Linked DNA regions of Mus musculus: regions 1 and 2 are each linked to region 3. A link is a loop called in an ENCODE intact Hi-C map of the cell type or tissue named here. Cell type or tissue: heart. All regions are shown on one strand.

Evidence for each region. Hi-C counts contacts between places; a loop is a spot of excess contacts. Peaks named below come from ENCODE experiments on the same cell type or tissue, not always from the same donor. Only the 100,000 strongest peaks of a DNase experiment are listed, where the experiment ranks them.
Region 1: it touches region 3 in a loop (4-fold over the local background); 2 of 42 quality-filtered maps call a loop at or near these places.
Region 2: it touches region 3 in a loop (6-fold over the local background); 20 of 42 quality-filtered maps call a loop at or near these places.

What each region holds. Positions count from the first base shown.
Region 1 is chr14:75,280,882-75,288,881 of GRCm38, forward strand. It overlaps Cpb2 (carboxypeptidase B2 (plasma)), which reads left to right. Exons shown (of 11, transcript NM_019775.3): 11 at 2,350-2,674. The coding sequence ends at 2,534. It overlaps Zc3h13 (zinc finger CCCH type containing 13), which reads left to right and starts at 3,485. Exons shown (of 19, transcript NM_001359875.1): 1 at 3,485-3,784. It overlaps Gm35679 (a long non-coding RNA gene), which reads right to left and starts at 1,299. Exons shown (of 3, transcript XR_874823.2): 1 at 1-1,299. In heart, no CTCF peak of the experiment used is centred here; a DNase peak (open chromatin) is centred at 3,410; H3K4me3 peaks cover 2,200 bases; H3K27ac peaks cover 1,336 bases.
Region 2 is chr14:75,192,705-75,200,704 of GRCm38, forward strand. Lcp1 (lymphocyte cytosolic protein 1) reads left to right here. Exons shown (of 17, transcript NM_008879.4): 3 at 5,373-5,459; 4 at 6,576-6,739; 5 at 7,676-7,805. The coding sequence starts at 5,396. Among named protein-coding and RNA genes, the nearest start is that of Cpb2, 46 kb to the right of the region's middle. In heart, a CTCF peak has its summit at 4,541 (motif pointing right); a DNase peak (open chromatin) is centred at 2,997.
Region 3 is chr14:75,056,709-75,064,708 of GRCm38, forward strand. No RefSeq gene overlaps it. Among named protein-coding and RNA genes, the nearest start is that of Rubcnl, 45 kb to the left of the region's middle. In heart, a CTCF peak has its summit at 4,009 (motif pointing right); no DNase peak of the experiment used is centred here; H3K27ac peaks cover 941 bases.

The DNA.
Region 1 (8,000 bases), 220 kb after region 3:
GATTGACCCATGGCTATAACAACAGTTGCTTTGTTTCAATACCCCTGTAAATTATCAAATTCTTTATTAGCAGCAAGTCCAATCCTTCTTCCTTTATCTTTAGTCCTTCCTGGAGCTGTCTATCAGATTGGGCCACATACCTTTGGTGTTGTTGGCCCATGGCTGCCTTGTTAACATAGGCAATTTCCACACACTAATTCACCTAGGGTGTGTGTGTGTGTACTCATAGGATAAGAGCTGGAACTATAAATGTTAGGTGTTTGTTGATCATAATTATTAGAAATATCTATGGATGACTGAATACATCCACTATTGATAGATATTTAAAAAATATTAGAAATTCTGTATAAACCATCTATAATCCCAGCACTCAAGAAGCAGGAGAATTAAGAGTTCAGGGACATTCTGGGTTATATGGAGAGTATGAGGCCAGCCCAGGCTATACTTGAGTTGTTAAATGCATGTATGTGTATACATAGACACACAACATATATGTGGCAACTACAAAAAAAAATCCTAAGACATACTTAAAGTCAAATAACAGGAGATGTCTACATGTTTTGGGTACTAGGAAAACACTATTAAATTTTTTCCTAAATTGTTTTGTGTAGTTGATGCAGTCCTGTGACACTTAACTAATTTTGAAGGAAGCCTACATGCTTTGTGATGGGGAAACAATAGTGACCATTCCATAAATTGATTTGTATATTTGATGTACTTTTATTAATCCTGACATGATTTTGAAGTTTATTTGGAAGCATGCATATGGTAGAGGAATTTGTAAAATGCTAAAAGTAAGGCTAATAAGAGACATTTGACCCCACTGAGCTCTCAAGCATATTATAAACATAGGATAATTAGGATGGTGTGGAACTAAGCCTAGAAGAGGCAGGTCACTGGACGGGAATAACAGGCACAGGAAGATATTCAAATATATAAGGAGACCTAGTATGTTATAGAGGAGGCATTTCAAACCATATTTAATTATCAGCCCTGGAAAATCTCACAGGCCACTAAGAATAAAAATTGAATTGAGTTACTAATACATTTTCACTAAAATAAATGCCAAACTGATCAAATATTAAAGCACAAATAACCCCGCCATAAGCTAAGAATTTGAGTGAGAAAAACCTCACACTTTACATAGATTTCATGACAGTAATGCAGTTCTTACAAACAGCATATGAAATTAACCATGTAGAAAAGTGATCAAGAGGCTAGGCAGGGTGGTTGGTGGCACATGCCTTTAATCCCAGCACTTGGGAGGCAGAGGCAGGCGGATTTCTGAGTTTGAGGCCAGCCTGGTCTACAAAGTGAGTTCCAGGACAGCCAGGGCTACACAGAGAAACCCTGTCTCGAATGCCCCCCACCCGCAGCAAAAAAAAAGCAATCAAGAAAATTGATAGAAAAAATATAAAAATGAATATAAAAATGTATGCAATCCATTGATAAAGAAATCTAAATCAAAGACAATTGCTTCTTCTTTTCTTTCTTTCTTTCTTCTTCTTCTTCTTCTTCTTCTTCTTCTTCTTCTTCTTCTTCTTCTTCTTCTTCTTCTTCCTCCTCCTCCTCCTCCTCCTCCTCCTCTCCCTCCTCCTCCTCGTCATCGTCGTCGTCTTCTTCTTCTTCTTCTTCTTCTTCTTCTTCTTCTTCTTCTTCTTCTTCCTCCTCCTCCTCCTCCTCCTCCTCCTCCTCCTCCTCCTCCTCCTCCTCCTCCTCCTCCTTCTTCTTCTTCCCAGAAAACTGACAGGATGCAAGATTCTTGCCCATGGTGCAGAAGCTGCCAGTTGGGTATGCTGACACTCTCCTGGGAGGAGAGAGGTTCCATTCTTTTGATTAGTACTTGGTGACAAGTGTGGTAACTGTAAAAGGTACACCACTTTAGTCAAGGAACTTTAACTCTAGAAAAGCTACTGAAGTAGGAAACATTGATTTATGGACAATGGTGCTCATTCTAAAGAAACTAAGTTATTTATCAACAAAATTATTTGAATCAACTATAGTTTACAATGCAATCCCTTAAAATGACTCAAAATAATGTCTATTCAAACACAATAATGATACATTTGGTAATGTTACAATAATTACTTCCAGAAATGTTACAAATTAAGACAGAAAGTACATGCACTGTAAAATGTACTAAAATGTTATTGGCAGTTATCACTCCTTAATCAGATTATTGTTGAGTTCTGGGCAACATGTGTTTTCTTTCTTAACATGGTTTCTTTTAGATGACTACAACTTTCAGATAAGAAATTTAGGTAACATCCAGAAGGAAGCTATTTTCGTTTCTACAATGAAATAAAGTGTTTGTTGCTATGAAATAAATATATTTTGTGTCTCTTTTAGATCTAGCTCCTGGAGGTTCTGACGATTGGATCTATGATTTGGGCATCAAATATTCGTTTACAATTGAGCTCCGAGATACAGGCAGATACGGATTCTTGCTGCCTGAGAGATACATCAAACCCACTTGTGCAGAAGCTTTGGCCGCCATCTCTAAAATAGTTTGGCATGTCATCAGGAACACTTAATGCCCTAACCTCCGCTCTCATTATTTTTATTTTATTGATTTCAGCAACACTTAACTGTTGCATTAGCTTCTAAGTTGAATCAGTTTCCTTGGTTTTGTTGAAGAATAAAAAGCACACTACTTTGAGCTTAAGAGTGAAAATGGCCCCCTGTGTATTTTAACATTTTTATTTTTATTATTTTTATTCTAAGAGGTTAGCTACTGGTCCCACCCCACCGTCCCTTGATTTATGATGAACAGCTATCTTAAGCAGTTTTAAGATGTACTGTGTGTGTGGTGGGGCGTGAGGGTGTGAGTTTAAGCACCAGGTTTATGCTGGACCCCCATCAGAGGCCAGAAGAAAATGGGGAACCGCTGTTACTGAAGGTTACAGAAGGTGGTCAGCAGTCACGTGGGGGATGGGAGTCAAACCTGGTCTCTGAAAGAGCTGCAACCGCTTTTAACGGCTGGAGCCATCTCTCCAGCTCCTCCTAAGCAACTTTTACCCTAAATCTACGGAGATCATTGGATCCAAGCAGGAAAAGCAAAGGCACTCTGTAGCACCTCAAGGGTTTGCACCCTAAAATTTTAATCAGTCTCTGCTCTTGTTCTTGAAAACGCAATCCGTGCATTTCTGCTCCAGCTTCAGGCCCAGGCGGGGGACGGGCGGTTGTCAAAATCTGCAGCTTCGAAACGCACCAGGCTGGTGGTTACTGCCGAAACAAAGTAGCACTTTATGCGATGGAAAACGGTGAAAACCAGAATCTCAGTCAACTGAGAATCTCCGTCCTCCCACGCTGACTCCGTGTCCCCAGACCTTAGTAAACAGGCGTCAGGAACACACTCCGCACTGCCCTCGCGTCGGACGCGAGGGGGCGTGGTCTGAGAGGGGCGGGGCTTACTCGATGACGACTAATCTGGGGGCCGGAAGCTGCCTTGCCTGCGGAGGAGTCGGGCAAACTCGCGACTTCCGTCGGCTTTTAGATGCTGCCAGTGTAGCGGCCAGGCAGAGTTGTGGTCTTAGCGTTGCTCTGCAGTGGCTTCTGTGCGTCTCTCGTCTCGTGTCCGGAGCTCTCCAGAGCTGGGAGAAGATCCGGGCGGCTCCGCTGCTCCCTGTTCCCGGCGTCCGCCCCGCTTGAGGAGGGCCGGCCCCTGGGAGCCGCGCGTGCACGTCCTCTTGGTCGTCCTCCCGGGGCCGGGCGCGGGGACAGCCGGAGCTGAGGCGTCAGGGACGTCCTGAAGACTGCGCTTACAAGGGTGCTTGGAGAGGAGGTAAGCGTTCGGGGAGCGGATGGGAAGAGGCGTTGGACCCGGCTCGTGTGGGCGTCCTGCGCTGTGGCCTCCATCCTCGCTCGCCTTGTTCTGTGCTGCTTGTGTTTCTGAACGCTGTTTGAGCATCCCACCCTTGACTCTGCAGAGGCTCTTGGTGTTAGATCTGGCTGTTGCTCCAGTTGTGATTCTGCAGTCTGTGTCAGGAAGCAGGCGGACTCGGATACCGTGGTGTGGTGGTCGCATTTGTGTGTGGTGAAAGGATGCAGCAGTTGTGTTTCTTGGATTTAGAGTTGCCTTCTTCACGTATTCCAGATCTATTGAAGAAAGGAGAGTCCTTTTGATTGTTCCTGGTCTTGCTTATTTCCCGGCTGCAGTAAATACTATTGGGAGTGTAGGAGTACTGTTTTATCTTTATACTCCCAGGCAACGGGAAGCTGGAACGAAAGGAGAAGATATATCTGGCAGTATCACTTGCTAAGCAGGTTGACATTTATGTGGCTGGAAAAGTATTCAGAGTTGAAGAAAATACTTGGATGATATTGGTAGGATCTTGCTTGTGAGAGGCAGTATCTTAAGTTAATTCGTTTTATTAGGAGTCTTCAGATAATTTGAACTCTTTCAGTTATGGGCGTGCACAGTCTCTCCTGGTTTGTGAATTTCAAAAAAAAATAATTTGAAAAGGTTGGACCTTTAAGTTTGGCATTTAAGGGTTTAAAAGTCTGTGATATGTTTATTTAGTTAGTCCAGATCACTATGCGGCTCTGCCTATATGCTTAGTTTTGCTATGTAGTACTTAACATTACTAGCTTTAGAATCCAAACAACAATATTTCGCAACACAGACGTATAAATTTTTAAATAACCTCCAACTTCTTAGTTAGATTATATCAGATGACAGTTTCATCTGGAGACTTAGCAAGCTGATGTAGGAATGTCACAATTTCTGTGCAAACGGTTGTGCCCTGAAACTTGAGTTTCAGTGTGAGCATCTGGTAGGATGTAGTTGATACCAACACATAGGGGGTGACTCAGATACCTAAATGTGCAGAAACTCAAATCCCTTCTGGAAAACGATGTTTTATATGCCTTCAATCATCTCTATACTTCTAATACATAGTGCAATGTAAATCCTATAAAAGTACTTTATGCTAATTTTAAATAATGTAAATAAGGTTTGTACACAGTGTAGTTTTGGTTTTTGGGTTTTTTGTTGTTGTTTTGTGTTGCTTTGTTTTTGTTTTTGTTTTCCTGGATATGTTCAATCCAGGGATACAGCTTCTTTATTTGCTTTCTGTTTACTGGTGACTTGGAGTGAACACTAACCTTTATTCTGAGTATATTCTCTGTTCTCAGCAGGCCGTATCACCCTGAACACCTGATCTCAGAAGCTTATCTGGATTGGGCCTGATTAATGTCTAGACTGGAGACACTTACCTCAGTTTAATGTCTGTAATATAAATTTAGAATACTAAAGCACAGTATGACTTTTATATCAATACATTATATTAAGTCATTAGTGTTAATTTATATTGTATTAAGCATAAATTTTGAATTTAAATCTTGGTCTTTTTTAAAGATACATATATGTATTATATGTATATATTACTTATACATATACACACACACACACATATATTTAGCTTAACAGGATTTGAATCCAAAATATACCTGGTTTTAAACATTTAGGATAAGGGAATTCACAATTAGCATATTTTTTATTAACAAAATTTAAGAGGCCTTGAAAGTAATTACTTATTCAAGAAGAGCCACCTCTGCCATGCTCCTTTCTCAGCCAGGTTGATGGTATGGAACTCAGAGTATATTGTTCCCTGAAGAAGGGGAGCAGTTCTCATATTTGAGATGTATTTTCTCTTAATAGGCTCAGTATTATTGTCCCTGAATTTGAATTTTCTTCCTTTTTTTTTTTAATTGAAAGGAGATGATGAAAGTTCCAAATATTTATTACACTCCAGAGGAGACTAGATAAAGGAAAACAACTGCATAGTCATTTGGTTTTGATAACTCTTGTATTTGAGAAAGATGGAAGAAATAGGTGGTGATAGCCTTAACCAAAGAATAATTTGAATACCAAATGGAGGAACATCTTCAGGCAAGAGTCAGTTTAATAATAAGTGGTTGGTTTACAGTCTCTGATTGGAAAGACATTGGCATCTACAATTCTGGTTCTTTATGTCTGATAGTTCTCTTCCACTTTGAAATACTCATATCTGTCTCATTAATGGTTTTTGACTTTTAATCAAATTTAAATTCTACTCTTTTGTAGTATTCATCTTTCTTTGTGAACCCAGCATTTAGGATGGGAATTTTTGAGCTTTCAAAACATCAGTGATTACATGGTTTTGAGTTAAATGGCTTAATATATGAAACAGAATTTTTTTGGTGTATTGCAGATTATATATTTATTTTCTGACAAATGAGATTTTAAACTATACTATCTTCTGTGCAAACAGAAAGCATTTATTCGTGCAAAGTTGTAACTGTGTGATTACTAGTGTTGAGGATAATATCATATTGTGGATTGCTAGTAGAAGTTCTTAGGTTGACGATATATTAATCAGTTGTATTACTGTAATGAAATTCTTTATACAGGATACATAGGAAGAAAAGAAAGCTTATTTTGACTTATGGCTATAGAGATTTATGTCCAAGGTTGGATCCATTGCTTTGGGTTCTTTGGTGTGTAGCACAACTACAAAGTGGACTTAGAGGTAGAGATGAACAGATTAGTTTTTCAACCTCCTTTGAAAGTATCCCTTTGCCTCATGATGCAAGGATTTCCTGTTATGCCTTACCTCTTAAAAGGTCCATAGCACCTCCTGCTACCACCACGCTGAGGACCAAGGCTTTACTGACAGTCTCTGCAGGGGGAGAGGCATTCATCCAACCCTTAGCAAATGATCAGAGGTGTTCATTCCAGAACCATTGATCCAGAATCTAAGAAGCCGAAGCAGGAAGATTCATTCTAGGTGGATATCTTTCATTCTTAATTTTACTTTTTGTGCCTCATGTTATAGTCCTCTCTCTAATCTAGACCTGTTACCAAAATACAGTGTAATTGTAGGACAGAATCCTGTAGGATTCTAAGGCAAAAGGATATATCTTTTATTTCATTGTATTTCTTTCCCCCTTAGTTTGGAAGGCTGAGTAGTAGTTGGGAAATGACCCTATAGGTGTGAGCTCTTTTGTTTTTAGAATTGCTTATTTTATTTTTGTTTTATGTATATGAGTGTTTTGTCCGGATGTATGTATGTGCACCACATGTGTGCCTGGTGCCTGAGGAGGCCAGAAGAGGGTCTTGGATCCCCTGGAACTGGAGCTATGGATGGTTGTGAGTTACCATGTGGGTGCTGGGAGTTGAACAGTGGTCCTCTACAAGAGCAACAAGGGCTTTTCACTGCTGAGCCACCTCTGCAGCCCCTGCAGGTGACTCTTGAGTCATTCTTCATGCCATCTGTAAAAGCAGTGTTTGTATGGGAAGTAGCTTGTCACTGGTAAAAGTACAAGCCCAGCCTGGTGTGGCTTATGTGTTGGGATCTGTAGCTCTTCCTTCATTGGTGTAACATTCCAGTGGGCTCTAGACATCCAGGATCAGAGAGAAGCTGTGAAGCCATGCACTGCAGCAGGTCAGGGAGGAGAGCAGTGATGTCTAAATGGAATGACAGCGGTAAAGACATAGTAGAGCAAGGCAAACTGGGGTCCCTTAGAAGACCAAGAAAGGAGATGGCAGAAGATCAGTACTTCAACTATAGGAATAAATAGTGTTTAATCAGGATTCACTAGAGCAGTGCTTCTCAGCCTTCCTATGCTGTGACCCTGTAATAAAGTGGCCACCCAATCATAACATTATTTTGTTCATACTTCATAACTATAATTTTGCTACCATTATGAATCATAGTGTAAATATCTGATATGCTGGCTCTCTGATATGCAACTCATCTCTGAGTCAAGAACTACTGCTATAGAGGAATGATGGGTAGTATTTAGGCTGAAGTCCAGCTTGTCCAACAGTGGCTGTCCAATGGAAAGTCCAAGAATTAAGTGGTCGTTCAGTGCACAAGGCTGCAGGTCTCAGCTGATCTTCAGTATATGGCAGGCAAAGAACAAACACTTCCTTTTTGTCCTTTATATAAGCTGCCACAAGAAGGTGTGGTCTAGATTTAAGGTAGATCTTCCTACCTCAAAACATCTGGATTTAG
Region 2 (8,000 bases), 140 kb after region 3:
GGACCAAGAGTCAGAAGTTTCCAGTTTTCCTTCACCTACAGAGTCAGATTGCAGAGAAAGTGGGGCACAGGCAGAAGTGTGCCTTGATCCTGTGATACGAGGTGGCAGATGCCTGGGACTCTAGCAGGTGGATAACTGGTCACTACTGTCCCTAACCTTAACACTGATGCACCCAGAGTAGCCTGCGTCACCACACCGGGACAGGCCGCTGCCCCCCTCTTTCTGCTGTTTTCACAATCAGTTCTGAAACCTGAGAAATCCCCACTCCTAAGTCCACACTCACTTAGAGGAGCCGTGTTCTTCTGCAAATCCCTCAGCACTGTGATCTGTGGTAAACACCTAACACGCGGTTTCTGCATCTGGTCCTTGGGCAATTTGAGTCAAAATTCTTCGGTAATAACTCATTCTCACAAACCTTGTTGTCTGTCGAGAAGGAGCAGACTTTGTGGCTTCGGCAGCTGGGGAGGTATTGAGCTAGTTTTAAAATTAAGTAAACAACAAACAGAAAAAAAAAAAAAACCTAGCGATCTCTTTAGCCAACTGTCTTGGGATTCTATGGCGATGGATCGAAAAGGCCAAAGTCCCCACGGGAAAGCAGAAGTGACCCAGAGAAATGATTTGAGATTCGTTCTCTTAGATCTAATGGTTTGGGTAGGGATCCATAAGGGAAGGTCCTGAGCTTACTGCTAGTTGAAATGCTTCCTGGCAGAGCATTGTTAGTTGGTGTGGTCATTAGAAAGGGACACGTGAGCTGGTGAGATGCCTCAGCAGGTAAAGGTGATTGGGACTCAGCCTGACGACCGGAGTTGGATCCCTGGGTCCCCACATGCTGAAAGAAGAGAAACGGACTCATTCGAGTTTTCCTCTTACCCCTACTTGTTCGATGTAACACACCCACAGCCATACACTCCCCCACACTAAATAAAATACAATTAAATGTTTTACCAAAAGGTAAGGCACGGGCAGGGTCTGGGGATATAGCTCAGTGGAAGAACACATGATTAATATATATAGGCCCTAGAAGCAAAAAGAATAAATAGTATGAACCATACTCACAACAGAGTCTGTAAAGCTCAATTGAAAGTACTCCCTCGTGCCCTGGAAGACACGTGCCTTCTTTCTTTTTGGGCTCCTGATACCCAAGTAGGAGCCTTTACTGCTGCCTATATGGTGCTAGTATTGCAAAGCGACACCTTCCCCTGAGGACCTGGATAATAGGTGGTGATAAGATAGTCCACTCCTTCTAACTGCAGGAATGAAAATGGGCACAGTCCCCTCAGGCAAACACATAAACTATGTACGATATCTAAAATTAGACACTACTGCAGCGATGTCCTTCTTAGACATGGCTGGTGTGCATGTTAGAACATTAATCATGTCCTGCCCCACGCTGGGGAAGCACTCTCCTTTCCACACCGCACTTGGTCTAATTAGCTGAAGAGTCTCCTCTCTGTCAAAGTCACTGAGACTTTTAGGGGTAACTTCACCCTCTCTCTTCTCTTCTCTGTATTGGGAACACCAACTGGAACGGCCTTGGAGCATTTGTGCACAAAGCATTTCACGTGGTTGCATGACAGTTTACCCCGTGCATAAATCAGAAAACTGTAATAAACTTCATCTGATGCTCCAGTCTCTAAAAGTGGAGCTGTTTTTCTAGGTCCTGCTCAGCATGAAGGTAAAAGAAACACAATGATTTGTGTAAGTCTGGGCCCTACACAGCCCACAGTGGCCACAGCAACTTAAGCTGTCAGCTCCAACCCTCTTACCAGCCCATTTCTTATACTGCTTAAGTACTCTTTTCTCCCCCCTTCTTTCCTCCCTCTCCCTTCCTCTCCCTCCCTGCCTCCATCTTTCTCTCCCTCCCTCCCTTCCTTCCTTTCTTTCTCTCTTCCTTTCTTTCTTTCTCAAAGCTATTGAACCAATGAAGACTTGAGGATTTTTAAACATGAAGTTATTTCCACTATTTTCATCTCCAAGTTGATCTTCCCACCCACAAACCTCTAAAGAGAATATTGTTAGGTGGTATGTTACATTATATTAGACATTTGTTCCTGACCAACATATTGGTTTTATTTTGTGGTTGTTTTGGTTTTTGTTGGTTTGCTTGTTTTGTTTTGCTTTGTTTTGTTGAGACAGGGTTCCCCTCTGTGGTCCTGGAACTCACTAGTTCAGGTTGGTCTCAAATTCAGAGATTTCCCCATGCCTCTGCCTCCTGAGTGCTGGGATAAAGAGGTATGCCACCATGCTTGGAGACATTTGGTATTTATACTAAAACATTTCTCCTTCATTATACCATGACCTTTGAAGGTTTTTTTTTTTCCCACTTCGATGGTTCTTCTATTGCTTCTATGGCTCTGTTCTTTAAAAGTTATTTATATTTTTATTTATGTATATGTGGGTGCCTGCATGAGTTTATGCACACCACGTTTGTACAGGTGAGGCCAGAGGACATCGGGGCCCCTGGAGTTGGACTTACAGGTGTTGCCGAGCTACCCGATGTGGGTGCTAGGAATCAAATACATCTCCTCTGTTAGCATAGTATGTGTTCTTAACTGCGGAGCCATCTCTCCAGTTCTCTTAGCTCTGTTTTTGACACAGTGCAATCTCATTTCTATTTCTACTTGAACTTCTCAGCAGTCTCTCACAGTGTCCAATAATCGGACACTCTTGTGTGCAAACCCAGGGCCAGGTTTAGATTCCACGACCCAGTTTACTCGTCTCAACCACAGTCCTTGTGCTGTGCTTTTCCGTTACTAACCAGGTCAGGCTTCCCTTGGAAGAAAGAGCAGGGCCTGACCTATAGTAGGCATTCATAAAATATGTGTGGAACGTAAGCACCTATGGACACCTATATACCAAGTGTGGGATGTCTAACAAGGAGGCCTGCCTGACAGCTGTAGAACCAGACTTGCTGTGGCCTCTAGGAATTGCCGCAGTGTGTTAGGGAGACCCTGCTATGAATGCGCATGTGCGGTGTTGGTCTTGTTGAGGTGAGATGAGCCAACTCAGCCATAGTAACTTAGTAAAGTTACAGCAACTTTCCTATAACAGAGGCCTCCATTGCATAACATGCAGAAGTGCAAACTTCCTCTTCTGCAATTCCCAGACAGGCTCATGATGTTCACATTCAATGCCCCACTAGCTAAGGTATTCAAGATGCTTATTAGCGACTGCTGATCTATGAGCAAGTGCAGAGAGTGAGAGAAAGGCATGGTGGAGTGGAGCCTGGGTGCACAGCCGGGAAGAGGGGAGTGAAATGAGAGTTGGAATGTTGCTGAGATGTGAGTCTTAGATTCTCCCAGCTTCTGTGTCCTTCTCTATAAAATGAAAATAATTGTACTAATGCATACCGTCAGCTTATACTGAGAGTCATCGGGGGACAGTAAAATATGGTGCTTACTGCACCCCACAAATCCCTCTTCTTAGTGCCTGGTAAGGATTTTGCTATGAGCCTATGGTTCTTTTTAGCATTAGCTTTTAGAGAGCTGGAGTTTAACTTTCAGCCACTTACTAGCAAAGTGCGACAGATTTTAGGCATCCATTGACTGCTGAAACTCCTCGCTGACTGCATCTGCTTGCTGCATCTATGTTTATTGTTCTTTGGCTTGAAGATGCCTCTATTCAAATGAGTTTTGGAAATCTGATTATAAGAGGAGAATGGAGAAGGAGAGGGAATGGAGAGAAGGTGGTGGTCCGATCACTAGTGCATGTCTCTTCAGAATTTCTGTGCTCTGTGAACGAGATCATGTGTGTTTGTACACTTGTCCTTCAGCATGTCCTGGGTCCCCCCAGAGAACCCATCATACCACTATCTTGTTAGATATAGAAGGCCAATGATAATAAAATAAAGTTTCAATAGCAAAAAGGCCTCTTAAATGAGTTAAAATGCACCTATATTAGATACTTTCAACCATGTCTCTAGTTCCCACCGATGATGGGAGCTAAGATCCTGTTGGGTGGGGAGTAGTCTGAGCTTCTCAGGCAACACTCTAAGGCTTGCTACTTTTATTTGCTTACTCTTGTGGCCTGGGCATTTGTTTATTTTCATTTTCATGCATGAATTTTATTAACAAAATATTGGATAACAAAAGTTTGAGCCATTGTCATTTCATGTGGCTGGAGAGTTTCACTCACACTGGCAGACATGTGCCACTCCCATTGGCAGATAAGAGTGGATGGAGGTTTCACGGGTATGTGTGATGCAGTTTGAAGTGTGGTGCAGTTTGACCCATGGGGTTTATTGTTATAACATTTGCTTTTTTTGCACGGATGTCAGTCGTTACTGAGAACAAACACAACACCACAGAATAATGTGGAAACATAAAAAAGAAAATGGGTTTAAAGTATCCTTGCCATAAATGGGAAATATTTTAAAATATATAAGTTTATTACAATGGTCAAAATAAAATTATAGTTAGACACATCTCATCTGCTGTTTCCCTACTCCATTTACAATCAAGAAATCTGGCGAATGGAACCTCCATCCCCAATGTAGCAAGGAGCCTTTCTGGTTCATTCACTTTCTTACCACAAGGGGGCAGCAGTGATGCGTAGGGATAGCAGGTTGCTCAGCAAACGTTTCTGAGAAAACATTTAAGATGTGTTTCAGATTTTCATATTTGAATTTTTAGAAGGTCACCTCCTTCCTTCATCCTTGACTGTGTATGGTCAAACTTATGCACAGAACTCTCTGAATTTATAAAGGATATCTACGGGCGTGGCCAAGCATTAATTTAAAGATAATCATGATGGCATTTGTAAAGTTACTTATGTAAAAGTTAAAGGTTTTAATTGTATGTTTCTATATGGTAAATTACTCCAAAATATAGCAATATTACCACCTCTTTCTCTGTTCCTTGTAATGTTGGCTTAGAGTTCAAATGGGTCAGAAGTTTCACCCTGGCCTTCTCAGCCAGCTGCCAGGTGAATCCCTTAGCTGGGAGTTCAGGAGGGGCTGGTACTTAATTCTCCTTCACCTTAATTCTTCTCACTTCCCTATGAGAACAGGGGGAGGGGGGCCGACAAAGGATGAGTGGCCCAAGAATGAATATTTCAAAGTAAAGGAGGTGGGAATTTCCAGTCCCTCCATCACCTTCTGATTGTCACAGAAATCCTAAGGTCGGTTTAGATAAGCACTTACTAAGCCTTAAGTCAATATAGATAAGCACAGCTTACCACGTGAGGAGCTGCCTCGTGGTGCGGGGAGGGGAGAGATTGCAGGCAGCTGTCTTTGATGACCCCACGTGGGAGGCTGGGAGGCTTTGAAAGTCATGGAGGGTGGGGGCGAACATGGCTTCCTCTAATAGACAGGCTTTGTTCTGAGCTTACTGGAATTTAGATGCACAGTGCTCACTCTGACGTTCTTCTCCCAGGTCTGTCACCTAAAGCAGTGAAAATGGCCAGAGGATCCGTGTCTGACGAAGAAATGATGGAGCTCAGAGAGGCTTTTGCCAAAGTTGGTGAGTGGACCTGATTCTTCCCCACCCCACGCCCCCTCCCCCGCCCCCATCGTCACGCCCCGTCACTGTTTACCACTGTTCTCAACCTGTGGGTCGCGACCCCTTTGGGGGGTCAAACTTCATAGGGGTCACCTAAGACATCTAGAAATCGTAGGTGTTTCCATTACAATTCATAACAGTGTCAAAATTACAGTTGTGAGGTCGCAATGAAAATAATTTTATGGCTGGGGGTCTACAACATGATAAACTGTATCAAAGGGTCGCAGCTTTCGGAGGAATTAGAGCCGGGGAGAGTTGGTTTCAGTAAGGTGCGCTGGAGAAAACAGGTCCTTCCTAGTTAAAACAGTGAGCCCGCAGCCTTTTCCCATAGGCGTTCCCTACACGCCCTTATTTACATTCTGCCTGCTTTCCTTTGATTTCCTTTATATTGATATTCTTCCACTCCTTATTGGTAAGCCCCTTGTGGTTTACTTTTTAAGTTTCTCTAAGAATTCCTAAGGATTGCAGAAGCAGGTAGGGCTCAGTCAGTAAAATGTTGCCACTCAAGCGTGAGGACCTGAGTTTGATCCCCAGCACCCACGTAAATGCTGGGCCTGGTGTCCCACACGGGGCAGCAGAGACAGGTGAGTCCCTGGGGCTCACTGGCCAGTTGGTCTAGCCAGTTGGGGAACTTCAGCTTCAGTGGGAGAGCCCTGTGTTGGAAAACAAATGGCTCCTGAGGAACAACACCCAAAGTTGTCCTGTGACCTCTACATGTACATATGCCCTTATGGGTACATACACAACACAGACACACACACACAAACACATGTGTGGACACACACACATGCAGGAAGATGCACACATACATGCCTGCACACGTTCCTAAATATCCTGTTAGTATCCCCTTAATTTCAAGATCTTAATTAGAATTAGTCTTTTACTGTGGGTGTTGGAAGTGATGTGACTGTCTAGATCCAAGAGCAATAGGCCTCCTGGCAGGTTTCTGCCTCTATCTGGGTCAGACCCATGCCTGGTCATCTTTCTCCAGCTCCACCCATCCTCTAGTATCCCTTTGCCTTTCTAAAGACTGCACCCGAGTTACCTTAGAGCTTCACTCTATCCTTTGTGTCACAGATACCGATGGCAACGGATACATCAGCTGCAATGAGCTAAATGACTTGTTCAAGGCCGCCTGCCTGCCTCTGCCTGGGTACCGAGTGAGAGAAATCACAGAAAACCTGATGGCCACAGGTGATCTGGACCAAGATGGAAAGATCAGCTTTGATGAGTTTATCAAGGTGAGCAATGATACTGAATTCAAGGCCATGCACTTGAAACTTGAACTCAGTGTCAACAAACATCCAGAGAGGCGATCCGTCCCTTCCTGGCTCGTTGGTACAGTTCTTACCTTTGTGGTTTCCTTGACTACAGCTTGAGTTTCTAAAAATGTCTTAATCTACCTGGGTGTGTGTCTAGGTTAGGGTGTTATTGCTGTAAAAAGACACGCTGACCACAGCCACCCTTACAAAGGAAAGCATTTAATTGAGGCTGGCTTACAGTTTCAGAGGTTCAGACCATTATAATCTTTGTGGGAAGCATGGCAGCATCCAGGCAGGCATGGTGCTGTAGAAGGAGCTGAGAGTTCTGCATCCTGTCCTAAAGGCAGGAAAAGGAGACTGTGTGTCACACTAGGCATAGCTTGAGCACAGGAGACCTCAAAGCCAACCCCTACAGTGACCACTTTCTCCAACAAGACCACACCTACTCCAAGGCCACACATCCTAATAGTGCCACTCCCTATGGGACAAGCATTCAAACACATAAATCTATGGGGCCACACATATTCAAACCACCACAGTGCCCACCTCCTTAATCCCTGCCCTTGGGAACCTAAGGCAAGAGGATTTGGGGTTTTGTTTGTTTGTTTGTTTGGTTGGTTGGTTTTTCGAGACAGGGTTTCTCTGTATAGCCCTGGCTGTCCTGGAACTCACTTTGTAGACCAGGCTGGCCTCGAACTCAGAAATCCACCTGTCTCTGCCTCCCAAGTGCTAGGATTAAAGGCATGCGCCACCACTGCCCGGCAAGAGGATTTTTTTTGAGTTCAAGGCCAGCCTGGGATACATAGTAAGCACCAGGCCAGCATAAACTGTGTAACAAAGAGTTGGTCAAACAAACAAACAAACAAACAAAAAAATCAAAATCAAAACCAAATGAACCAAACATGTTTTTAACAGGTCTTCCATGGCTTAAAAAGCACCGAGGTTGCCAAAACCTTCCGAAAAGCTATCAACAAGAAGGAAGGGATCTGTGCGATTGGCGGCACCTCTGAGCAGTCCAGCGTTGGTACCCAGCACTCTTACTCAGGTAAGCTGTGCTGATGGGCGGGGGCAGAGGAAGAATGTGTGAGTTGAGAGAAGACTGGCAAAGGATACAGTGAGGAGGAAGGACCCAGCTGTCTGGGGTTGTAGAGTCGATATTTGCTATGCAAACCAAAGGGCTAAAAGCAAAGAAGCAAGCACACCCACCTGGATGGAGACCCATCTTCCCCTGTAGGAGTGG
Region 3 (8,000 bases):
ATAGCAAAGAGCTCAGCTTCCTGGCTCTCAGGAAAAGCCTGGTCACTACCTAACATGGACAGATGTGCAGACGTTAGCAGCAGGAAACTAGTGGGCTGGGGTAGGATCACAAGACCTTGGAATGAGAGGAGGCTAGAGGCAGGCAGAGAGGCCTGAGAAGGAGTCAGTGCTACCTCACACACTTCAGTTATGTGATTGATCCCCGATGGCTAGGATTGCGGCTCACACACTCAAGGATGTGAGACCATTGTTTCCTCCGCATGCTGGGAGTTCCAATTTCTGTTTGAGTCTGCTTGTCAGAGCATCATTCAGAAAAGAACCATGTGGTTCTGTTAGAGGCATGAGAAAGGGGAACCAGGATTTCCCCTTTCAAACCAGTTAAGACATTACTTCTTAAGACAGGTCCTCAAATGTTGGTTTTAAGGAAGCAGCCTTCACAAGGGATGTTGCCAGTGAGAAAGGGTTTCTCTGCCTTGTCCCCCTCTGGCAGTGAGCTGAATAGGGCTTGTTCATCAGCAGCAGTCCCTGGACAGTGTCGGATCGATTGGTGTCAAACAGGACAGGTTTAGACCTAAGGGCGGGGACTAACATCCTATATGCCTGCAGATGTGTCTACAATGATCTCCTGAGCCGGAACAGGAAGCTGGGGCCCAGGGCGAGGCTAAAAGGGATACATTGAATCACTAACCTTACAGATAAGTCTTTCACCATGTAACTTCCCCGCCGCCACATTCCTGGACCAAGGCAGAGAAATTTTCAGCCGCCACATTGTTTGCTTGTTTGTTTGTTTTTGAAAGAGAAAGTATCCCTTCCGCCATTCTGTCTCTATTCATTGTCATTTATTATCATTTTCTGGCCCCGGCCCCATTCACCCGAAGAACATTTTAACATTAAGAAGAAACTAATGGGTGGATATGGGGGACTTTTGGTATAGCATTGGAAATATAAATGAGCTAAATACCTAATAAAAAATGGAAAAAAAAGAGAAGAAACTAACAAAGTTTATTGAGCAAGTACTATTTCCTGGGCACTTAAAGACCCCTTTGGGGAAGGGCTTGATAGTAGCCACCAGTTACCAGTTCTCCTTGCTCATTATGGTCCCCAGAACAGTGACATTAGAGCACACCCCCTTACCTCTGAAGGCTCTAAGGAAATCACTTCTGTTGTGGTTTGAAAGTGAAATATTCCTGTAGGCACAGTGTTTGAACACTTAGTTGGTGGTGCTGCTATAGATGTGGATAAGGTGAGATTTAGCCAGATGAATTAGGGCACCGGGGGCGGGTGCTTAGCACTCTGACATCCCTGGCTTCTTCTGTCCTATTCCCTGCTCCACACCTCTCACACCAGTCACGCTAGAATCTATTGCACACACAATGGGACTATACTCTGACACCAGTCATACTAGGATACATTGTGCACACAATGGGGCCACATTCTGACACTGGTCACACTAGGATACATTGTGCACACAATGGAACTACACTCTTTATGGCACATCTCCTCTCACTGAACACAAATTATTTTGTGTGTGTTTGTGTGTGTAGTTTATGACTGTGTGTAATATGTTCATGTGATGCGTGCCTCTGTATGTAGTAGATGTGTATGTACACATATGTGTTTGCATGTAGAGGACCGAGGTTGACATCAGGTGTCTTCCCAAATGCTTTCTATCTTGCTTTGTAAGAGAGGCACTGCCACAGAACCCGGAGCTTATGAATTAACTAGACTGGCCGGCCAGTCAGACCAAGCGGTTCTCTTCTGTGTGGGATTACAGGTGCACACCTCTGTGCACTCCTCATGTGTGTGCCGGGGTCTGAAGTTGAGTCTTCATGCTAGTGCAGCAAGCACTTCACCACCATGTCTAAATTGGTAACTGGTTATACCAAAGAAAACACCATTTCCCACAAGTGAAGCTGGAGTCCCTCTAACAGTAGTATTAATATTTTTTAGCACAATGCTGAGAAGACAAATGAAACCTGAGTTAAGTCAATTCAGACCTCTAGCCCACATGCTGGAAGGAGAGAACAGGCTCCCACAGGTTGTCCTCTGAACTCCACGTGTGTGCCAGCGTCTTTCCTTTAGAGTGGTTCTAAGTGTGAGGGAGACAGACAGAAATCAAAGAGTACAGATGACTCTTCGTGAAGACCATCATTGACTAAAGCAAAGCTTTGTGGACCTGGTTGTTTCTAGATCCATTCCAGCCTCCAGCTACAGTATGGCAAAGGAAGCTGAGGCAGGGTCAAAGGCCAAAGGCCAGAGTTGATTTGGAAGCACGGCTCACATCACTCAGGATCGAGTCTTTCACTTCAGTGGGCTGCCATTTCCTGAGGCACAGTCGGTCTGTGAAGATGTGAGTCCCCTGTGACTTTCATTGGTCAGTTGGCTCAGGAAGAGCAGAGCTCTATGATGGAAATCAGGGGTTTCAACAATGGAGGCTGCTGCTGGTGTCTGGTGAGTGGAGGACAGAGATGCTATTAAATGCTCCCAGGACAAATAATCTGACTCAAAATATTAGCATGCTAACCAATAGGGCCTGGAGAGATGCTCACCTCTAATAAGTTTCGGGAATAGAGATCTATTAAAAATTTTAGGAAAATAAGTATGTTATTTGATTCAGAGTCTGAAGAGCTTCAGTGCCCACTGGGCAGTGTGAGCAGCCAGCTCTAGGCTGGCCACAGCCTCAAAGGAAAGAAATGACCTGACTGGTTCTAGCTCTACACTTGCCTTATTTATCATGGTCTCATCTATGGGATTCCTGTGATTGGCTGTAGCTTACAGCTTATGACTGGCTGACCTACTAATATATGTACTATATATGTGTGTTATAATAAATATATATATATATATATTATAACGTATAACATATACTATATATAACATACGTACATAACATATTACATATACATTTAATATACAGCATACTATTATATATTAGTAAATACATTTAGGATGTTTATATATTGAGGTTGAGGAGTCTCAGCCTTAGACCAATGGCCTCCTGCTTCTTTGAATACTCTTTCTTAGTTCACAGTAGCATAGTGAATAGCAATCATAAGTAAATTTTTGTTTACTCAAGCATCTCTCCAACTTCTTGCATCACAGAACCCCTCCCTGGTACATAATCTTGACATCATGTGTGTATGTGCATGTGTGTACATGTGTATGTGTGTGTGTGGCATGTGTATGTGTGGACTAGTGTGTGTATGCGTGCATATGCTTGTGTGTGTACATGTGTATACCTGCGTGTGCTTACACATGTATGGGTATTTCTGTGTGTGCATATATGTATATTTATATATTTGCACATGTGTGCATGTCTGTGTGTGTGTGCATGTGTATATGTTTGCACATATGTGTGCATGTCTGTGTGTGTGCATGTGTATGTGTTTGCACATATGTGTGCATGTCTGTGTGTGTGTGTACATGTGTATGTGTTTGCACATGTGCACATAGAAGCCAGAGGATGACACAGTGTCAGGAGTCACGCAGTCACAATCACTTTTCACTTTCCATTTTGCGATAGGGTCTATCACTGATTCCACAGCTCATGGGTTTGCTTAGGCTGACTGGCCAGCAGGCTTCTGGAATCCTTCACTTTCTGCCTCCCCAGGGCTAGGATTACAGACCACAGTGGCTTTCATGTGGCTGAACTCAGGTCCTTTTATCAAGTGAGTCAGCTCCCCAGCCTCTTGATAGTGAGCTGTAGTTGGAAAACACTGGCCGGATAATCTGTGTTTCACCTTTGGAAAGTATGCTTTCTCCATGGCCGACTTCAGGCTCACTCAGTGACCTCAGACCTGTGACTGTGGACGTGTCATTGGTCTCTGGTCCCTCAGCAGCCTCAGTTTTGCTGGTGAGAGTAACACCATCTACACACGGGGGTCTTCTGAGGGTCAAATATTCAATGTCGGCATGTCAGCAGCCACCCCTAGCAATCCTCAATCCAAATTTAGCCTCCAAGTGTGGTTTTGTCTCTGTAATTTCCCTTTGGGTTTACCGTAATACTAGATATGACCAGCAGAGGGAACTGGTGACACGGCCTTGCCCTGAATGTTATTTAATGTCCTTTGCAAGGCTTAGCGAGTGACCTTTTGCTGATTTCCTGTAAACTGGAGTTTTAGAGCTGAGGAAGACTCTGGCAATGACAACATAGATTCTGAGTGGTCCATGCACAAGGTCAGATGCGGACTTGACCTTCATGGCTCTCAACCCAGCTCCAGGAATGGCCGCACGATCTTTCTGAGGGAAAAGCCACCAAATGTATTAGTATTAGCAAGCAGCTGAAATGAAGGGGTGGTGGCTGGTGACACTTGTTGCCACAGAAAAATGGGCTCAGCAGGCCACAGAGGAACAAGCCTGATCACAGAGAGCTACCTGCTTTTGCCTTTCAAGAGCTGGGATTAAAAGTTTGTGTCACACTATCCTGGTTGAGCATGGTTTTGTTTTGCATTTTGCAACAACGTCTCACTTTGAATTTGCAACCCACCTGACTCAGGCTCCAAATCTTGGGATTGCAGGCCTGTGTCTACCAGTTTATGGTAGTTTTTTAGAAGCTTTCTGTCTGTAGTTTGTACAAACGGGCATCTGATTTCCAGGGCCTACAACTTTCAAGTGGCTCTCATGAATTCTAGGAGTCCCTGGGCTTGGCTCCCACCTCTATGTTTCCACACATGATTCAGCCTTATACCAAATTACAGGCATAAAGTTCAACTCTTTCAACACTGAAAACATTCACACCACCGTGTTGTTGCTGATGGTTGGTTAGATTTTTGTTTGCTTTTTTGTGTTGGCTGTGTTTGAAACAAGGTCTTACCTACTTAGCCCAGGCTAGCCTTAATTTCATGATTCTTCTGTTTCGGCTTACTGATGACTGGCATTGTAGGGGTGAGCCACCGTTTTTGAGTTTAGGAAGTGCATTTCCCATTTGAGGGCCTCTGGGAGATACCATATAACCCCTTACCTACCATCTAAGCTGCTGGCCTTGTGTTTCCTCTCAAAGCTATGTATGCTGCCACTCAGGCTGACAGCTCCTTGTAACCTGGACAGTGGGCATCAGAGCTGCACCTCAGGGACAGAGGTATAGGGAGTGCTGCGGAAGGGAGCCCTGTAGTTGGCCGACATGGTTGCCGTGGGAGCAGCTTCCCTGTCCAGACCCTGCATCTGCAGCTCTGCCTCACCCTCTTCTTACTCTACCCTCTTGCTTCTGCTATTTTCTTTCCTGATGGTACTCCGTCTCCATGCCACTCCCAAATCATCCCTGTGACGTCCTCACCAGTGGCCACATCTTTTCTGAAGCTGTATCTCCATCCCTCCTGGCCACTTGCTCTGCTCTCCTTATCCAGTATCAGCCCTAGTCCTAGTTTCTTCCTCTGCCCCAGCTCGCCATACTTATTTCTCTGCCTGCCTCCTTCCTTCCTCCCTCCCTCCCTCCCTCCCTCCCTCCCTCCCTCCCTCCCTCCCTTCCTTCCCGAGAAGCATCCAGTTGCCTTCAGTTTCACCTCTGCCCTTGAAATCTTTTCTGCCTGGAGTATTCTCCTGTATTTTTGTTTAAAAAGACTTTAAAACAATGAATCAATAACTAATTGACAAATCAATTAATCACTAATGATTATGGATGGATTGTTGAACTTTTACTTCACCAGGTTCGTACTTACAGAGTCTAGGCCATGTTTAGAGAACAATGTATCTTGTACTTAAGGAGCAGGTAGCTGTGCAAGCCACTATGAAGGACCTTCAGCGATTCCTAAGTTATTTTCATTGCTACTTCATAATAATTTTGCTACTCTTATGAATTGCAATATAAATATTTTGTATGTAGGATATCTGCTATGTGGCCTCTGTGAAAGTTATTCAAGTCTCCAAGGGGTCATTACCCATAGGTTGAGAAACGCTGTCTTAAGTTTTAAACTGAGTATGGCGCGCTCATGCCTGTATCTCAGCATCCCTGAGATGGAGCGGGGAGGACTGATGAGCATCATGGGTCAGGGACGCCTAAGGCCATCCCATCCCAAAAGAAACAAAAAGAAAGAAACAATTAAAACAAACAGACAGAGCTCCAGGAGCCCGGACCTTTCTTGGAGATGATCTTTTTTTCTAAAAGCAAAAGGACACCAGGTCTGGAGCCTGTTGCAGCTTAGTGAGTCCTCTCCCATCAGGCTTTGCGGCGCTGATATTCTATAGCAGCAGATGGGAAGGATGTGAGGAAGACAGAAAGTTTACAAAACAAATGTGGCGGTCACTCGTCCCCTTCTGTAGGAATGGTCTTGATCGTCTGAAACCCTTCTGCGTCCCCTCTACTTCTAAAATTTCGTTAAAACAGAAATTCTTCCTTTGAGAGAAGTCCAAATTCCGTTTGCTCACTGAAGAAGCATGGCAGATCAACTGCATGCTCCGCTCTCCCTCTTTCTAGAAATGCACAGAGGTTAAAAATATGCAGTTTGGAGCTGAGATGAAAGGATGGACCATCTAGAGACTGCCATACCTGGGGATCCATCCCATAATCAGTCTCCAAACGCTGACACCATTGCATACACCAGCAAGATTTTGCTGAAAGGACCCTGATATAGCTGTCTCTTGTGAGACTATGCCGGGGCCTAGCAAACACAGAAGTGGAAGCTCACAGTCAGCTATTGGATGGATCACAGGGCCCCCAATGGAGGAGCTAGAGAAAGTACCCAAGGAACTAAAGGGATCTGCAACCCTATAGGTGGAACAACATTATGAACTAACCAGTACCCCGGAGCTCTTGACTCTAGCTGCATATGTATCAAAAGATGGCCTAGTCGGCCATCACTGGAAAGAGATGCAAACTTTATATGCCTCAGTACGGGGGAACGCCAGGGCCAAGAAGTGGGAGTGGGTAGGTAGGGGATTTGGTGGGGGGGGGGGTCTGGGGGACTTTGGAGATAGCACTGGAAATGTAAATGAAGAAAATACCTAATATAAATAAACAAACAAACAAACAAGCAAAAGCCTAAGAGAACACAGCACACTGTACAGGAAGGGCATCAAGGAGGACTCATTCAGCAGTTTCGACTGATGCGAGGCTGCGAACTCTGGCTGGTGTCTGAGGGACTGGACAGGAGGTCTTTGGCCCTCCTCTGTCTTCCCCTCAATCCCCGCAACCCCCCCCCCCCGCCCCGGCCCCAAGTCCTCCTTGGAAGGCCAAGCACGGAGTGAGGTAGCCTGGGCTAAAGGTGGGAACATGGGTTTTTCTGACTATCACCTTGAAAAACTCCAGAGAATCTGGGTCACGCAGAGTTTAAGATACCGTTGTAAGTTGAACAGAAGGGAATTGGGTGAAAATCTGCACACTGAAGAGATGGGTTCAGCCCTCTTCCCCCACATGCTGCCTTCAGGATTCAGGCAGCCGTGATGATACTCCCACAGAAAAGACCGCTTTAACTGAAACTGTGTGACTAAAAGTCTCTCTTAGGAACCTCGGTGCTAAATGGCCATATTCCCATAGACTCGTGCCTACACTCTCTTCGCTGACGTGAGCACCTTCTGGATGGAGGTGAGGTCACAGAACTGAGGACTCTGCTGTCTCTGGTATGATGTGAAGAGTGGTAGAGGTTAGAGCTTGTGTGAGATATCTTCTGTTGGTTTCTCAGTGCCCCACCCCCATCCTTTTGTGCCTGAGGTTTATGGCTCCCTGGCCTTATGGCTTCCAATTGAGTCTAGACAATTAGTAGCCCCCAAAACAGAGTTGAGGGAGGAAGGGCAGCGAAGTCTCCACTATCTGTTCCCTAGAGTATTTTCCTGTGAGGATGCCTTCTGTTCCTTGGCCAAAGGTCATAGTGCCCGTTACAGAATCTGTTCTGCATACCAGGCTGTTCTTCTTGGTTCTGAAAATCTCCCTCATCTCTTGAAGAGCTGACGAGGTGGTGGGAGCTCTACCACTGTCAATCAAGGTTCAACCACACCCATTCCTAACACTGTCAATCAAGGTTCAGCCACGCCCAGTCCCACCACTGTCAATCAAGGTTTAGCCACGCCCA